Linked DNA regions of Mus musculus: regions 2 and 3 are each linked to region 1. A link is a loop called in an ENCODE intact Hi-C map of the cell type or tissue named here. Cell type or tissue: heart. All regions are shown on one strand.

The links. A loop is a pair of places that touch in the nucleus more often than their neighbours do. Peaks named below come from ENCODE experiments on the same cell type or tissue, not always from the same donor. Only the 100,000 strongest peaks of a DNase experiment are listed, where the experiment ranks them.
Region 2: a loop joins it to region 1, with 2.6 times the contacts of the local background. A loop is called at or near these places in 7 of 42 quality-filtered maps.
Region 3: it touches region 1 in a loop (4-fold over the local background); 7 of 42 quality-filtered maps call a loop at or near these places.

The regions. Positions count from the first base shown.
Region 1 is chr12:75,367,320-75,372,319 of GRCm38, reverse strand. The region is part of intron 1 of Rhoj (ras homolog family member J); the gene reads right to left. Among named protein-coding and RNA genes, the nearest start is that of Gm34613, 46 kb to the left of the region's middle. In heart, CTCF peaks have their summits at 2,625 and 3,610; DNase peaks (open chromatin) are centred at 2,699 and 3,559.
Region 2 is chr12:75,308,679-75,313,678 of GRCm38, reverse strand. Rhoj (ras homolog family member J) reads right to left here. Exons shown (of 5, transcript NM_023275.2): 1 at 4,678-5,000. The coding sequence starts at 4,855. Among named protein-coding and RNA genes, the nearest start is that of Rhoj, 2.9 kb to the right of the region's middle. In heart, no CTCF peak of the experiment used is centred here; DNase peaks (open chromatin) are centred at 1,558, 2,718, 3,758 and 4,838; H3K4me3 peaks cover 1,796 bases; H3K27ac peaks cover 1,272 bases; H3K27me3 peaks cover 1,706 bases.
Region 3 is chr12:75,283,648-75,288,647 of GRCm38, reverse strand. No RefSeq gene overlaps it. Among named protein-coding and RNA genes, the nearest start is that of Rhoj, 22 kb to the left of the region's middle. In heart, no CTCF peak of the experiment used is centred here; a DNase peak (open chromatin) is centred at 2,277; H3K27me3 peaks cover 2,115 bases.

The sequences.
Region 1 (5,000 bases):
CTGGTTTTATGTGAGGTTCTTTGATCCACTTAGATTTGACCTTAGTACAAGGAGATAGAAATGGATCAATTCGCATTCTTCTACATGATAACCACCAGTTGTGCCAGCACCATTTGTTGAAAATGCTGTCTTTTTTCCACTGGATGGTTTTAGTTCCCTTGTCAAAGATCAAGTGAGCATAGGTGTGTGGGTTCATTTCTGGGTCTTCATTTCTATTCCATTGGTCTACTTGTCTGTCACTATACCAGTACCATGCAGTTTTTATCACTATTGCTCTGTAGTACAGCTTTAGGTCAGGCATAGTGATTCCATCAGAGGGTCTTTTATCCTTGAGGAGAGTTTTTGCTATCCTAGGTTTTTTGTTATTCCAGATAAATTTGCAGATTGCCCTTTCTAATTCGTTGAAGAATTGAGTTGGAATTTTGATGGGGATTGCATTGAATCTGTAGATTGCTTTAGGCAAGATAGCCATTTTTACTATATTGATCCTGCCCATCCATGAGCATAGGAGATATTTCCATCTTCTGAGATTCTCTTTAATTTCTTTTTTTCAGAGACTTGAAGTTTTTAATCAGACAGATCTTTCACTTCCTTAGTTAGAATCACGCCAAGGTATTTTATATTATTTGTGACTATTGAGAAGGGTCTTCTTTCCCTAATTTCTTTCTCAGCCTGTTTATCCTTTGTGTAGAGAAAGGCCATTGACTTGTTTGAGTTAATTTTATATCGAGCTACTTCACTGAAGCTGTTTATCAGGTTTAGGAGTTCTCTGGTGGAATTTTTAGGGTCACTTATATATACTATCATATCATCTGCAAAAAGTGATGTTTTGACTTTTTCCTTTCCAATTTGTATCCCCTTGATCTCCTTTTGTTGTAGAATTGCTCTGGCTAGGACTTCAAGTACAATGTTTAATAGGTAGGGAGAAAATGACAGCCTTGTCTAGTCCCTGACTTTAGTGGGATTGCTTCCAGCTTCTCACCATTTACTTTGATGTTGGCTACTGGTTTGCTGTAGATTGCTTTTATCATGTTTAGTTACGGGCCTTGAATTCCTGATCTTTCCAAGACTTTTATCATGAATGGGTGTTGTATTTTTTCAAATGCTTTCTCTGAACCTAAGGAGATGATCATGTGGTTTTTGTCTTTGAGTTTGTTTATATAATTGATTACGTTGATGGATTTCTATATATTAAACCATCCCTGCATCCCTGGAATGAAATCTACTTGGTCAGGATGGATGATTGTTTTGATGTGTTCTTGGATTCGGTTAGCGAGAATTTTATTGAGTATTTTTGCATCGATATTCATAAGGGAAATTGGTCTGAAGTTCTCTATCTTTGTTGGGTCTTTCTGTGGTTTAGGTATCAGAGTAATTGTGGCTTCATAGGATGAATTGGGTAGGGTACCTTCTGCTTCTATTTTGTGGAATAGTTTGTGCAGAACTGGAATTAGATCTTCTTTGAAGGTCTGATAGAACTCTGCACTAAACCCATCTGGTCCTGGGCTTTTTTTGGTTGGGAAACTATTAATGACTGCTTCTATTTCTTTAGGGGATATAGGACTGTTTAGATCATTAACCTGGTCCTGATTTAACTTTGGTACCTGGTATCTGTCTAGAAATTTGTCCATTTCATCCAGGTTTTCCAGTTTTGTTGAGTATAGCCTTTTGTAGAAGGATCTGATGGTGTTTTGGATTTCTTCAGGATCTATTGTTTTGTCTTCCTTTTCATTTCTGATTTTGTTAATTAGGATGCTTTCCCTGTGCCCTCTAGTGAGTCTGGCTAAGGGTTTATCTATCTTGTTGATTTTCTCAAAGAACCAGCTCCTCGTTTGGTTGATTCTTTGAATAGTCCTTCTTGTTTCCACTTGGTTGATTTCACCCCTGAGTTTGATTATTTCCTGCCGTCTACTCCTCTTGGGTGAATTTGCTTCCTTTTTTCTAGAGCTTTTAGGTGTGTTGTCAAGCTGCTAGTGTGTGCTCTCTCTAGCTTCTTTTTGAGGCACTCAGAGCTATGACTTTCCCTCTTAGAAATGCTTTCATTGTGTCCCATAAGTTTGAGTATGTTGTGGCTTCATTTTCATTAAATCTAAAAAGTCTTTAATTTCTTTCTTTATTCCTTCCTTGACCAAGGTATCATTGAGAAGAGCGTTGTTCAGTTTCCACGTGAATGTTGGCTTTCTACTATTTATGTTGTTATTGAAGATCAGCCTTAGTCCATGGTGATCTGATAGGATGCATGGGACAATTTCAATATTTTTGTTTCTGTTGAGGCCTGTTCTGTGACCAATTATATGGTCAATTTTGGAGAAGGTACCATGAGATGCTGAGAAGAAGGTATATCCTTTTGTTTTAGGATAAAATTTTCTGTAGATATCTGATAAATCCATTTGTTTCATAACTTCTGTTAGTTTCACTGTGGAAATGGGTTCTTTAAAGACCAGTTGCTTACCTAGTCATGGATCAAGAATGAATGGAAGAACTCCAGTTATTACAACATGGAATTTCCTGCCTCCAGTGAGCTGGGTTCATGGAGGTCAGGGCTGCTGTTCATGAGATCCTGCACACTGTTCTGTGACCCACAGGCCCAGGACCAAGAGCAGGCAAGCCTTAGAAGCCGAACCATCCCAGAGGCCATACTGAATACTGCAAATATTCCTAAGCAGTGGCTGTGACCTTTGTCACTAGAGTCCTGCTAGCCCAGCTCACACCCCCCTTTTCTTAGAGAACAGTTATTCCCCTCAGTTCCTTTTCCTTTGGCCCCCTCCTTTTCTCCTTGGCAGCTGGGACTCTAGGGAGTTCCACCAGGCCTGAGATAAGTGTGAGCAAGGTCCATTAAGCCGGCATTGGAGAGTCTGCATCCTGCCCCCCTTTCCTGGGCTGAGCTCAATATTGGAAAGAGAGAGAACAGATGCAGAACAAGTAAAAAATGTAGCCACGAGCAGTGTAGTATGCACAGGGTAGTGCAGAAGGCTGGGAGCATGGCTGAGCATGTGTGCATTTATACACTATGCCAGCATTTGGTCAGAGAAGGCTTTCTGGTGGAGATGTCTAAACCGAGTCTGTATGGTTGACCCTGTGTTTCCCAGGCTGTTGTGGATCTCCTATCAGCGTTTATTCTGAAAGCTTCATCAGGCTCCTAAAGTCCTTTGGCTAAGAAAATGGAAAGAAAAAAATGACGAGAATTTCCCTGAGTTAAGGTGGAATGGTGGTGGTGGTAGTGGTGGTGGCGGTGGCAGCAGCGGCAGCGGTGGCGGCTGTGGCAGCGGCGGTGGTGGGGAGAAGACAGTTGGGCAGTGGGGAGGAGACAGTTGTTGGTGTGGAAACGTGGTGGATTTTCAGTGTTGCTCTGTGAGCGCTGGAGGGATGCTAAAATCAGGGCTTAGGGCTTGTGTCCTTATCTTGGAGAGCCTCTTTATCTCCCTTTCCTGTTTCTGCTGGAGGACATCAGGGATGTCAGAGATAGAAGTCAATATCAGTTGTACAAGACAAGGCTTTGTGAGTCCTGGACCAGCAGTGGATGCCTTACTGCTTGCCAACCTGTGTCCCATGAGGCTCCGCAGCTTGGCAAGGAATTAGTCAACAACTCCACGGAAGGAAAGTACTGCCACCAAGTGTTAGCCATCCATGAAATGAGGTCACAGCAGGGTTGTTCGCCCCAGACCGCTCTGCCTTTGATTCCTTTCCATTGCTTTCCATCATTAGAGCAACCTTGGGGATACCATCAAGTATCCCTAAATCCTGTGTTTGTTTTCTACTAAAAACCGGTCCAGGTGATAGAAGGAGAGAACTGGCTACCACAGATTATCTTCTGACCTCCGGGAGTGTGCTGTGGCATGCCCCTCCCCTCCCCTAAATCAATGTAGCAAGAGTGTGGAATCATAGAGCGTTTGTGAGGAGGATGTGGAAGGAGATAATATCCAACTTATTTCACAGTAGATGCTGAAGAAATGTACCCAATAAGTGCCCTTTCTGAGGCCAGCCTGTCTTCCTTCCTGATTACCTTGTGCATATGAACTGTCACACGGTGGGATCTACACTGTGGGCCACTAGTTACTTTTTTACCCTAAATGATAGCTGTTCAAATCTGTTTTGTGTTCCCACTGAGGACAGAGGATAGAGGACAGAGGACAGAGGCCCATGCCCGGCACATATTCTGCCATAGGGAGTGAGTGGCTGTTGAATACTCAGAACAGGAACTCAGCACAGGGTCCACTCGTGGAGAAGAAGAGGGTCCTGGAGGGTCAAAGCTAGAGCTTCCCTGGCTGAACCCTGACTACAAATCTGCCGGGAAGGCCACACCCAGGCTATCTTCCCAGATCGCTTTCCAATTCTGGGAGCTTTTAGAGTTGGTTTCTGAACTTTAGTGACCTGTTAATAGCTTTGATGCTTCTCTCAAGAAAGTGTGAAAACATGCCCATGACCCGTTAAGTAGGTAAAATGAAGACTTTCCTCAAATCCATTAATCGCTGCTTCCTTCTGTTGGTTCTGGGGTGAATTGGAGTGGTTGATTTCTTGAGGCGTGTAAGCCAGGATACAAGTTTGCTCTCTTGAGGATCATTAACTTTTACCCAGAGAGAAAATAGCTGAAGCAGGACTCAGGCCTCATTCCCACAGCGTTTTAACATTTCGAAGCTATCTCATTTGCAACAGCAGAAGCGCTCTGACCATCAGTCCAGCCTCCAGGGGACTGGAGAATTGGGTTCAAAGCCTTTTCCTTGTTGGGTGGTAGCTGTCTCAGAGACTCAAAGTAAGCTTCTGAAGTCAAGTGTGATGAAGCCAGGTGAGTCCCATAGATAGATCCCAGATAAAGCAAGGTGAGCCCATTGAGCCAAACATTGAAAACGTCATGTTCCTTAGAGGGAAACCCCGTGCCTGTCAGTTCCCGGTGTGTGACCAGGTATCCATGTCACTCTTGTCTAGTGTACTCTCTCAGTGGTAGGCTAAAGCCCGACTGTGTGGTGTGGCGGATAGCACCACAGGAATGTTAGTTTGAAGGA
Region 2 (5,000 bases), 59 kb after region 1:
TCTAGCTTTGAGTGTAACACAGGTGGAGGAAATCGGGTGACATGTATACACTGTAGAGCGACACTATTCGATAGTTGTCACAATGTCCACTGAGGTCAAGATAATTATTACTGTATTATAGCTTCAGTAGGAGAGATGATTGTATAGAATATAAAACAAAACAAAACAAAAAACCCTACAAGATAGAATACATATAACAAATAGTTTCATATGTTCATTCTTAAAGAAATATATATTAGACTGGCATTATATATTTGTCAAAGTTTTATTTTTTTCCGGTGCTTGGGATCAAGTACAAGATCAGGTACTGAGGCCTGAGCATGTGTGGCAAGGCTTCTACTACAGAACCATGCCTTTAGTACTGTTCACCAAAGCTTTAGTGGACTAGAGATGACTCGAATGCTGGAGAGAACAAGAAGGTGAATGCTTAGAATCATGTCACTCAGTGATCATCTACTGAGAGTCTAATATGTCCCAAGCTCTGCTTTGAGAAGCTGAAGGTAGGAAATAAACAGACAACATTAAGTAGTATTAAATATGGTCAAGGACGGTATAGCAGAAAAAGAGGTCTCTCTCTCCTCTCCTTCTCTCCCTCTCCCCCCCCTCTCTCTCTCCCTCTCTCCCTCTCTCTCTCTCTCACGTGTATATGTGTATGTGTGTGTTTACTTGAACATGCACATGTATGAGTATGTGTGTGTGTGTGTGTGTGTGGGGACACAGGAACAGACACATGGCACAGACACATGGATTAAATTATGTGGCCAATTAATACTATGTCAGATATGGGCAGGGAGTGTCGGGCCAGGGTAAGAGTGAATGTCACATATTTAAGGAGTCTTCCATGAGAAATAGCAAGATGGGCTACTGTGGTTACAGAAGAAATACCGAGAAAATTGATAGAGGACTAGAAGAGAGAAAACAGGGACAAAGTCAGAGGACCTTGTACACTGTGGCAAAGGAGGAGTATGTGTTTGGGAGGAAAGGATGGGGGTGCTGGGACTGTGGATGGCTCTGTGTCAGCTGGGTGGAGACTCACAGTGGGCAGGGTTAGAAGAGGGAGTTGGGAGGCCACTATGCTGGTGTGGATGAGAGATGATGGTGGTGTGGATAGGAGAAAAGGCTATAAAAGGTCCTGACAAGTGGCAAAGGTTGGTTCTTGGTGCACTGTGAATGCTGAGCTCATATGTACGAGCAAGGGATGATAACTAATTGTTTGAATGGAGAGGAAGAGGAGGGATCAAAGGGAGCAAGGGGTCATGGGTGATACTGGTGTTTGTTCTCAGTCACTGGGCAGAAGAAACCAGCAGTGCTCTTACATGGAGAGGAAGGGAGGTGGAAGAGTGGATGGGAGACTTGAAGAAGCATTGGCTGGAGAGGCCTGTTAGATACATAAATGGATGTGTACAGTTATACAGATGAGTGTTCTGAGGCTGTTGGGGAGGGGCGGCAGATGCAAATACGAAATTGGTGGTATAGCAATGGCATCTTAAGCTGTGAAAGTAGATACTAACACCCAGGTTCCAAGGTTCACCAGAGAAGTGAGCCGAGGGACTGACGACTGAACTGTTACCACTGGGAGATGGGGGAGAGCGTTGCCAGGGGGTGGGACAGTAAAGGGAGGAAGTGCTTCAGAAGCCAAGCTAGGAATGTGTTTTAAGGAGAGTCACGAACCATCAAAGCATCTCTGGGGCAAGATGCCAGCTAGATGTGGCAGGAGATGACCTTCCTTTAAGGAGTCTCAGCACAGAGGGGGTTGCGGGGGTCGGGGGTGGGAGTAAGGAAGTAAAATATGACAGGGTGGTGCGGACTGCGCCTAGAGACGTAAACACATTTCTGGAGGTGACTGGACACAGATCAAGGACCCTCCTCAGACAATTCAGGAACGCCATATAGAATTAGTATACTGGTGTGCTTTTTTGGATTCTGGTAGTTTGGGATTCTGGTAGGTTGGAAGGACAGGCAAATCAGGAGTAATAAAACCTCAACCTTTTTTTTTTTTTTTTTACAGTTTTTTTTTCTGCTATCACTTTTGTATTTTTACCTCTTACGTTAACATCCCGTGACTACTATAGCCAGGGCCATTGGGTCTTACCTCCATGATGGCTATTTTATAAGGACAATAATACATCCTATCCTGCCCCGTACTTTCATTACAGGATACTCCTCTATCTCCGGTTGTAGTTCTTCTCTTTTAGTAACATTTTAATTTGATTTAATCACTGTATGTATTATTTGTATAGACTTTGATGTGATATGTGCCCCCCCCACATCTAACATTGTGTGTTGGGGGTCTAGAACTTTACACATATGAATGAATTCATTTCACTTTTAAAAACAATTCCAATATCTTTACGGTCCCTGGTTTTACCTTTCAGAACTGAGGCACAAAGAGGTTCAGTAACTTTCTCAAGGCCACAGAGTAAGTGACAGAGAAGGCAGTATTAGAGCCAGGTCATGTGGTATTGTTGTACTCAGTCCTACTACATTACATACTTTCCTGGCGTGGACCATCATTCGTGAACTATCTTTAAGAGACAGGCTGTCTTTGATTTCAACTGCAGTTTTTTTTTTTTCAAAAGACACGGCAGATGTGTTTCCTGTTGTTCTATCAGAGTGGGTCAGTAGGACCCAGGGAACTGAAAACTGGATCCAGATGCGAAAGGGGGCGTTTGGTTATTTTAGAACTGATCTGCTCCCTGATGGCCGCCCACGGGCTGATGCTCGGCCAGAGCAAGTATGAGCAGGGCTGGGTCCTTGGGATAGAAATCAGCACTCAAGAGTCTCTCGTGTGAGCGTGGCTCACGCCTTTCCCTGCTTTAACCACATGGATAGCACGTGAGATATCATGTATGAAAGAAGTATATAGAATAAACGGAAGTCACCATGTTCAGGAATGTCTACTGTGTACAAAGTACTGCTCTGAGTTTCGGGGCTGTGAGTTCTTGGAAGCTGAAATTATACAGTTTAGTTCCTGAAAAACTCAAGTATTAAAACTTCTTTGAGAGGTTTTGGTGCTCAACCACCAGCCAGTGTGCATATAATTGAAACATAAAGTAACCCAGTGCCAGCAAAGTCCAGCTGGTTTGACCTCTAATGTTTTTTTCCATCATAGGCTAGCTTTATTTCCAAAGATGGTTTTGTCTTTCTTCCCAACACCACTTCGATTGGCTCACCCGAAGGACGGGTATCTGGAGACATAATTTCCCAGGCACTAAGAGCCTTTCCTTTTAGTAGATTTTCGGTTCTGTCTTTGATCAGAAAGTTCCTGAAATAAAGTACTTGCCACCTTCCTGTCAAGCATGAAGAAGACACAGGAGAAATAATTTCTGCTATGATGTTTTTCAGGACCGGAATTAGAGTCCCTTCCTCAAAGCACTTTACAACATTTTTCCCCCTCAAGATAAACCTCTTTTTGTCTTTTTGTGTTCTCATTAAAAAGTTCTTCCTTGGCCAAACTCACTATGTTTTCAGAAAAGCTCAGGAATTTGGTCTTCAAATTTCTAGGTAATTTCTACAGAGTGAAAGACCTAATAGGAAATGGACGCCCTTGCCAGCTGCGAATCCCTCCCCTGTCAGCTGTGTACCACTGCTGCAAATAGGTCCACTTAAAAGGAAGGGAAGATGGGGGTGGGGGGAGCCCTCCAGAGAGGATGACAAGCGTCTGCTTCCTATGGAGGGAGGATTTCAAATGGCCACACAGCAGAGCTCCAGGCTGACTTCCTGTGAGGGCTTCCTTTAGGCTGATCCTGATCCCAAGCCAAGGTGAAGAGAGAGACATTTCCCTTCCACCAGACCCCAGAGCTCTGATAACTCAAGGGCAATCGATCGAAGTGTTCAAAAGCACTATAAAACTGAGGCCACAGTAAGTCCAAGGCAACGGGTCAGTTCACATAGGGGAAGCTTAGGGGTGGCAGCTATGTCAAGAAACAAGGCATGATGCTGACTGACATCACCACAAACCTTCAAACCCTCAAACACTAAAACTCCCCTGAAAGGATTAAGTTGTGACTACAGCATCGGGGTGATCACGGTTTAAAATACTAGATACTCAAATTTGTCTTTTCAGGACATAGTTGAAAACGATTTAATTGCATTTGAATTTTTTACTTTAAAAAACATAGCCATCTTTTACTTAATTTTCCACTTAGTATTTAAAAGCGTGGGACACTTTTCTCCTTATCTACCATCCCAGAAGAGTGAAAGTACAAAATTTAAGCCCCAAGTAATCCAGGAAAAAAAAAAAAGAAGGTTTTATTAGCTGGTTCTATTAGCCGTTTGATCATGACTAGCATGGAGTAGAAAAAGTTTAGAGAGTAGAACACTTTCCATGTGTCTAGCGGTGATTTTTTTAAAATGGAATATTTTGCAATACACTACACTTCAAAAAAAAATAATTACCGTGAAAAGTTGAAGAAAGTTTAGGCAAAAATGTTGAGAAACATTTCTGGAGGATATTTCCCCAGGATTGCACATTTGTTTCAATAGGAGAAGCATGTGAATGGATGTACAGGGTCTCCGCAGGATCCTAGCACCATTCTTGATGGAGTTACCTGGTACCTGCCAGATCCACATCAGTCTGTGACTTTCTGGCGAAAGCCAGGTCCCTCTGAACGCTAGGTAGCTGTGCCCAGAACCCCACCGCTCATCTAGACGGAGTTGGTCCCCACGCTTTCCTACCTGCGTAGTGGTCAAACACAGTGGGCACGTATTCCTCTGGGAAGGCGTCGTTGGCGTAGCTCATCAGCAAGCAGGTCTTCCCCACCGCGCCGTCCCCGACCACCACGCACTTCAGGATCCTGTTCTCCTCATGTCCATTGCAGCCGCAGCTGCTGTCGGTCCTCTCTCTGCAGCTCATGTTGGCGGCTCCCGCAGCAGCTGCTGGGGCTTCTGCAGTGCATGGAGCGGTGGCACCGGCCCCAGGCTGGAGCTCAGGCGGCCTGACTCTGGCTGGCCGGGCTCTCCCAGGCACAGCCCAGACACACTCGAGCCCCGCAGCTCAC
Region 3 (5,000 bases), 84 kb after region 1:
TGTGCGTGTCTGTACCAACCCAGTGAACAGTTCAATTCAATGCAACTTTTTCCTTTATTAAACTCTACCTGGAAAAAATGACAGCCTGTCTATTGTTCTGCAGGCACACCCTGAAGCAGGAAATGTGTTGTTTTGATTTTTGGAAAGTCAAAACCAAGACAGAGGCTTTGGGGGAAGGGATGGAGGAGAGAGGGGGGCAGGAAGAGATAGAGGGAGGGAGGAAGGGAGGAAAAGAAGAAGAGAGAAAGAGAAATGAGAGAAGGGGAAGATACAGACACAGACACAGACACACAGATGCACAGACGCACAGACGCACACACACACACACACACACACACACACAGAGAGAGAGAGAGAGAGAGAGAGAGAGAGAGAGAGAGAGAGAGAGAGAGAATTGTCCAATAAAAAAGTCATGACTCGGGAGTTGACCCAAGATGCTTCCTTCTTCCTGTTTGGCTTAGAGTGTTACTGGAACCCTGGTGCTTTGTTATGAGGGAAAGAATGAGAGGCACATAATCGTCACCCATGATGGCAACAGGTCTTTGTTCTCTAAAACTGGGCAAAGGAGATAAAACAAGCATTGTGTGGCAGGCAGGAATCGTCTCAAAGGTATTCACATCCCAATCCCCTGAATCTGTGACTATGCCACTAGACAGGTCAACAAAGAGATTTTTTAAAAAAATGTTTTTATTAGCTTACATTAATTGTATATAATAATAGATTTCATTATGACATTTTCACAGATGTATTTGATCACATTTGCATCCCCCTCTGTTATATTCTTCAAAAGAAATAGAATAATATTTATTATTTATATTTATAATTATAACGTAAGTATGTAGTATAAATTAATTGTAAATATAATTATGTTAATTTCTATTTATTATTACTGCATGTGTGTCTCTGTGTGTGTATGTATAGGTGTTCCTGTACCACAGTGTTTGTGTGCAGGTCAGAGAACGCTCTCATCATTCTCTGCTTCTGCTTTGAGTCAGGGTCTTTCTTGCACGTTTTCTGTCGCAAGACTGACTGGCCCACAAGCTTCAGTGGGGATTCTGCTGCCTCCACCTTTCACCTTGCCTTACAAAAGCTGTGATTACAGACACAAGCACTCCATCTGGGTTTTCATGTAAGGCGCAAACTCAGGTGATACAATCTGTCTGGGAGTGGAGGGTGAGGCATGACAGTGTGTGTGTGTGTTATATGCATGTTCATGTGTACACATATAGATGTGAGTATGCATGTCTACATATGCACATGCATGTAGAGTCAGTGTCATGTGTAGTTCTCCCCTTAATTTTTGAGGCAGGGTCTCTTACTGAACCAGTTTGACTTGACTGGTTGGTTAGCAAGTCCCCAGCATCCTTCTGTCTGCACTCCACCAGCACTAGGAGTACAGACTGTTGATCGGAAGAGAAGAGATCAGGGCCCACTCATGCTGTGTGTTGCTGGTGCTGGGCCCTCAATTCTCACCAGAGCCCCTGCCATGCTCTTGTCTCTGTCTGTCTGTCTGTTCATGGTATTAATAAATCTTGTGGCTCAAGGAACAGTCTGTGCCTTCGTGTCCTTTGTAGTATTTGAAACCTTTCAAGTTTCTGTAATGAGCATGTATAATCTAGAAGATGTGAATATTATTTAAAAAGTTACCAGACCTGAGTCCTCCCAGTGCAAAGGTTTCCGATCTCTATGTATGTATGCATGCATGTGTTTGTTTGCTTGTTTATGTTTTCTTTGAGACAGGGTTTCTCTGTGTAGCCCTGGCTGTCCTGTAACTCGCATTATTGACCAGACTGATCTCAAACTCACAGATCTGCCAGCCTCTGCCTCCCGAGTGCTGGGATTATGGGCATGCGCCATCATTGCCTGGCATTGCTCTCCTTGTTGAAAAGGAGCTTTATATGGCCCTTCCTTCGTTTTCCATCCCCTGGTTCCACTGAGAGAAAAGGCCCTGCTCTCAAAAACATTTTTTTTCCGGTCCCACCTGTTTATCATTACTGTTTCCCCCATTGCCTGATGGGGGAGGTTAACGTCTCTAAACCATAGCAGGGTGACCAGCCAAGCCTGGTTGCTGCATGGCCACACCTCAATCTCTGTGACCATGCGGAGCTGAGAGACAATGCCAACACCATCCTGCCCTCACCAGAATCTTTCTCTGACCCCTCTGGGGTCCACCTTGAGTGACAGGCCAGGGTGGCAGAGGAAGGCTGAGGTCAGATGCTGCTCAGCTGTGCTTCTGCCAAGTGTGACTTGGAAGTGCAGCCCTGCAGCTGGAGATCGAGCCAAGCAGCCAGCCACATCCACAGCCACTGATTCTCCAAGGGGCCCAAAGTCATGGAGCCAGATGCTGTTTCCAGAACAAAAGTGCTGTGCAGAACTTGGCCTCCCAGTGATGCATCTGTCCAACTTATCTTCCACTTTGTCACAGATAATAAAATTCTGTGAGGAGTGGCTGGAGAAAACAGATCGGGGACCTATCTTGACTTTGAAAAGTCATGATATAGCAATGTTTTTTTTGCCAAAACATTTATTCTGGAGTTTCTCAGATTTCTTACTTCCAATTCACATTGTACTGAACTTTGGGGAGGAAAAGAAGTCTGGTGTTGAGCTGTTAGGGCGGGCTCTGCTTGATTCTGCTTCTGATGTCCCACAGAGCTTGAACAGGAGGCTTTGTTTTGCTTGAGAAAAAGTGAAAATCCTTCCCACAGCTTTCCACAGTGAAACTTCTTTCGTTACTCAGTTGAGCTTTCCAGATCGCCTGGGTATGGTTTACAGGTTCGGAACATCCAGGTATGTCCAAGATGAGGAGAATTGAGTGTGTAATCAGAAACATTTAGGAACAGAAACATTCCTTCCTGGAGAAAAGACAGAGGTTTTCCAGCAGACACAGGAAGTAAATGGAACTTACAAGCCTTAGGAAGCTTTTGGAAGTTTCTAAGAGACACAGGAACCCTCACCCAGGTTACATAAAACTAGTAAGTAGTTACTAGGGAGGGGAGACTTTCCCATGAGAGCCTGATACGCTGTCTGTCTGCAGGTTGCATAGGGAGGCTAATGAAAGCAGGTTTCACAAACTGTCAGCCATGCTGAGGTGGCTTTTAAGTTGCCTGGGAGAGATCCAGACAGTTTGCTTGTTTACTAAGTTAGACTTGGGTGGAATAATTTTTTGTGGTGTGTTGTCCATTCCCTTTCTAGAGTGAACAGATGCTTGTTTATGTCTCTGGAAAGGTCTTAGAACACATGGGATGTCATACCTGAGTTTCTGTGTATTGGGTAGTGCCTGGTGGAGGTCTCTGCCCTACTTGGAAGGACATCCTTTTTTAAATAACACAAATTATTAAGAGATGACACAAGATTGAAGGAAGGTAGCTGAGACAAAATAAATTTCTGTTTGGAAGAGGTTTTTTGTTTTTGTTTTTGTTTTTGTTTTTTTGTTTTTTTGTTTTTGTTTTTTTGTTTTGTTTTGTTTTGTTTTGTTTTGTTTTGTTTTGGAAAGCTACAGCATGAGGGCCAGAGGCAGCCATGATAGGCCCTGAAAGTAGAGCCTTCAAGTCCTTTCCATTTCAAGGAGTGGGGCGGGGGGGGGGGGTGCGCTTTGTTGCCCTTGAGGGTTTTCAGTTGTAGAGAAGGGCAGGTTCCATGTTACCTGGCCTAGCCTATGTGCTAAAAGTAAGAAAGGTACTGATAAGGACTGGCTATAGCTAAAGGCTACCATGAATCTCGATGAAGTGAGTGGGGGATGCAGGCTGTAGCTACAAATGGGCAGGGGAAGACAGGCTGCAGGAGACATGGCCTGGCTTGTGGGAAGAGGAGGAGGGTCTGTAACCTAATACTGGCTACTTGTCACCTCCTGTGCCTGCAGGATATTCTGTACCTGCATGGGGTAGGGCACCTTTTACTGGAGAGCAAAAGTGTTGCATGGATTCTGCCTGACTCCGTTTTAGTTCTTGTGACCTGGAATCACTGTCTTCTCAGATGTTGGGCCCCACATTGTAAGTCACATCCATTCTGACTGTAAACAAACAGCTGGCAGGACTCTGCCCCAGGCTCAGAGCACCAGGCCTGATGCTGGATTGTATCTCCATTTGGACCAAGAGGTTTTGTCCCGAGGTCTAGGCCTTCCACACGGACTCACATAACAAATATGTGTCATGTTTCCTTGGCTAGATTGAGATCTACTTTGCCTATATCATAAGCTGGGACATGTCTCAGTCTGCCCCTGGGAATGCTGGGGACTCCAGTATGTTCCTATTCTATGAACCTGCTGGTGTGTTTTTTTTTTTTCCTGAAGGTTCCTTTCTACTTGGCTCTTTTACTGTGTTGCCTGCCCCAGTGTGCTGAGTTCCTGAAGCTGATGACTTACCCGGACCACTTCCATTCTTTGTTCTCTTAAATCCTCTGACACTCTATTCTGACTCTCTGGCTGAACTTCTAGGGGCCTGTCCATTGGGCGGGTCTGAATCTACATTTGGTTGCTTCTGGGTCATTTTGTTCTGCTGTAAGGAAGAAGAACACACATGTCTGTATTCCAAGATGTAACAGTTTTCTCCTGGAAGGGCTGGCCTATGTGAACAACCCTTCATGCCACAGTGGAAACTGTCTTAGAAGTGTCTCCTTATGACATGAGTCGTGTCTGAAACTCTGCTGAAGCTCTGCCCAATTCATGAGTCCTCTGCGGGAATGGAGACAGAGGCCAGTCAGCAGAGAGTATATTTGGCCATTAATGGCCACCCTCCTGTCTACAGGAATTAGGGCAAGTAGCAGCTTTAAGAGGCTTAGGGAAAGCAAAAACTCCCAGAGACTCATTCAATTCTCTCTCTTTCCCCTGCCTGGTTTCGGGTTGGCAGCTCATGTATGGTTAGTCTTTGCTGTGGTTGGGTATATCATAGGCTCTGAGAAAAATGCTAGACAAAACCTTGTTCTTTGGGATCTGTGCAGATAGAGTGGGATTTGTTTATTATTTGACATGAGCAGAAAAGCTGCAATGATACTATTGAATAGGT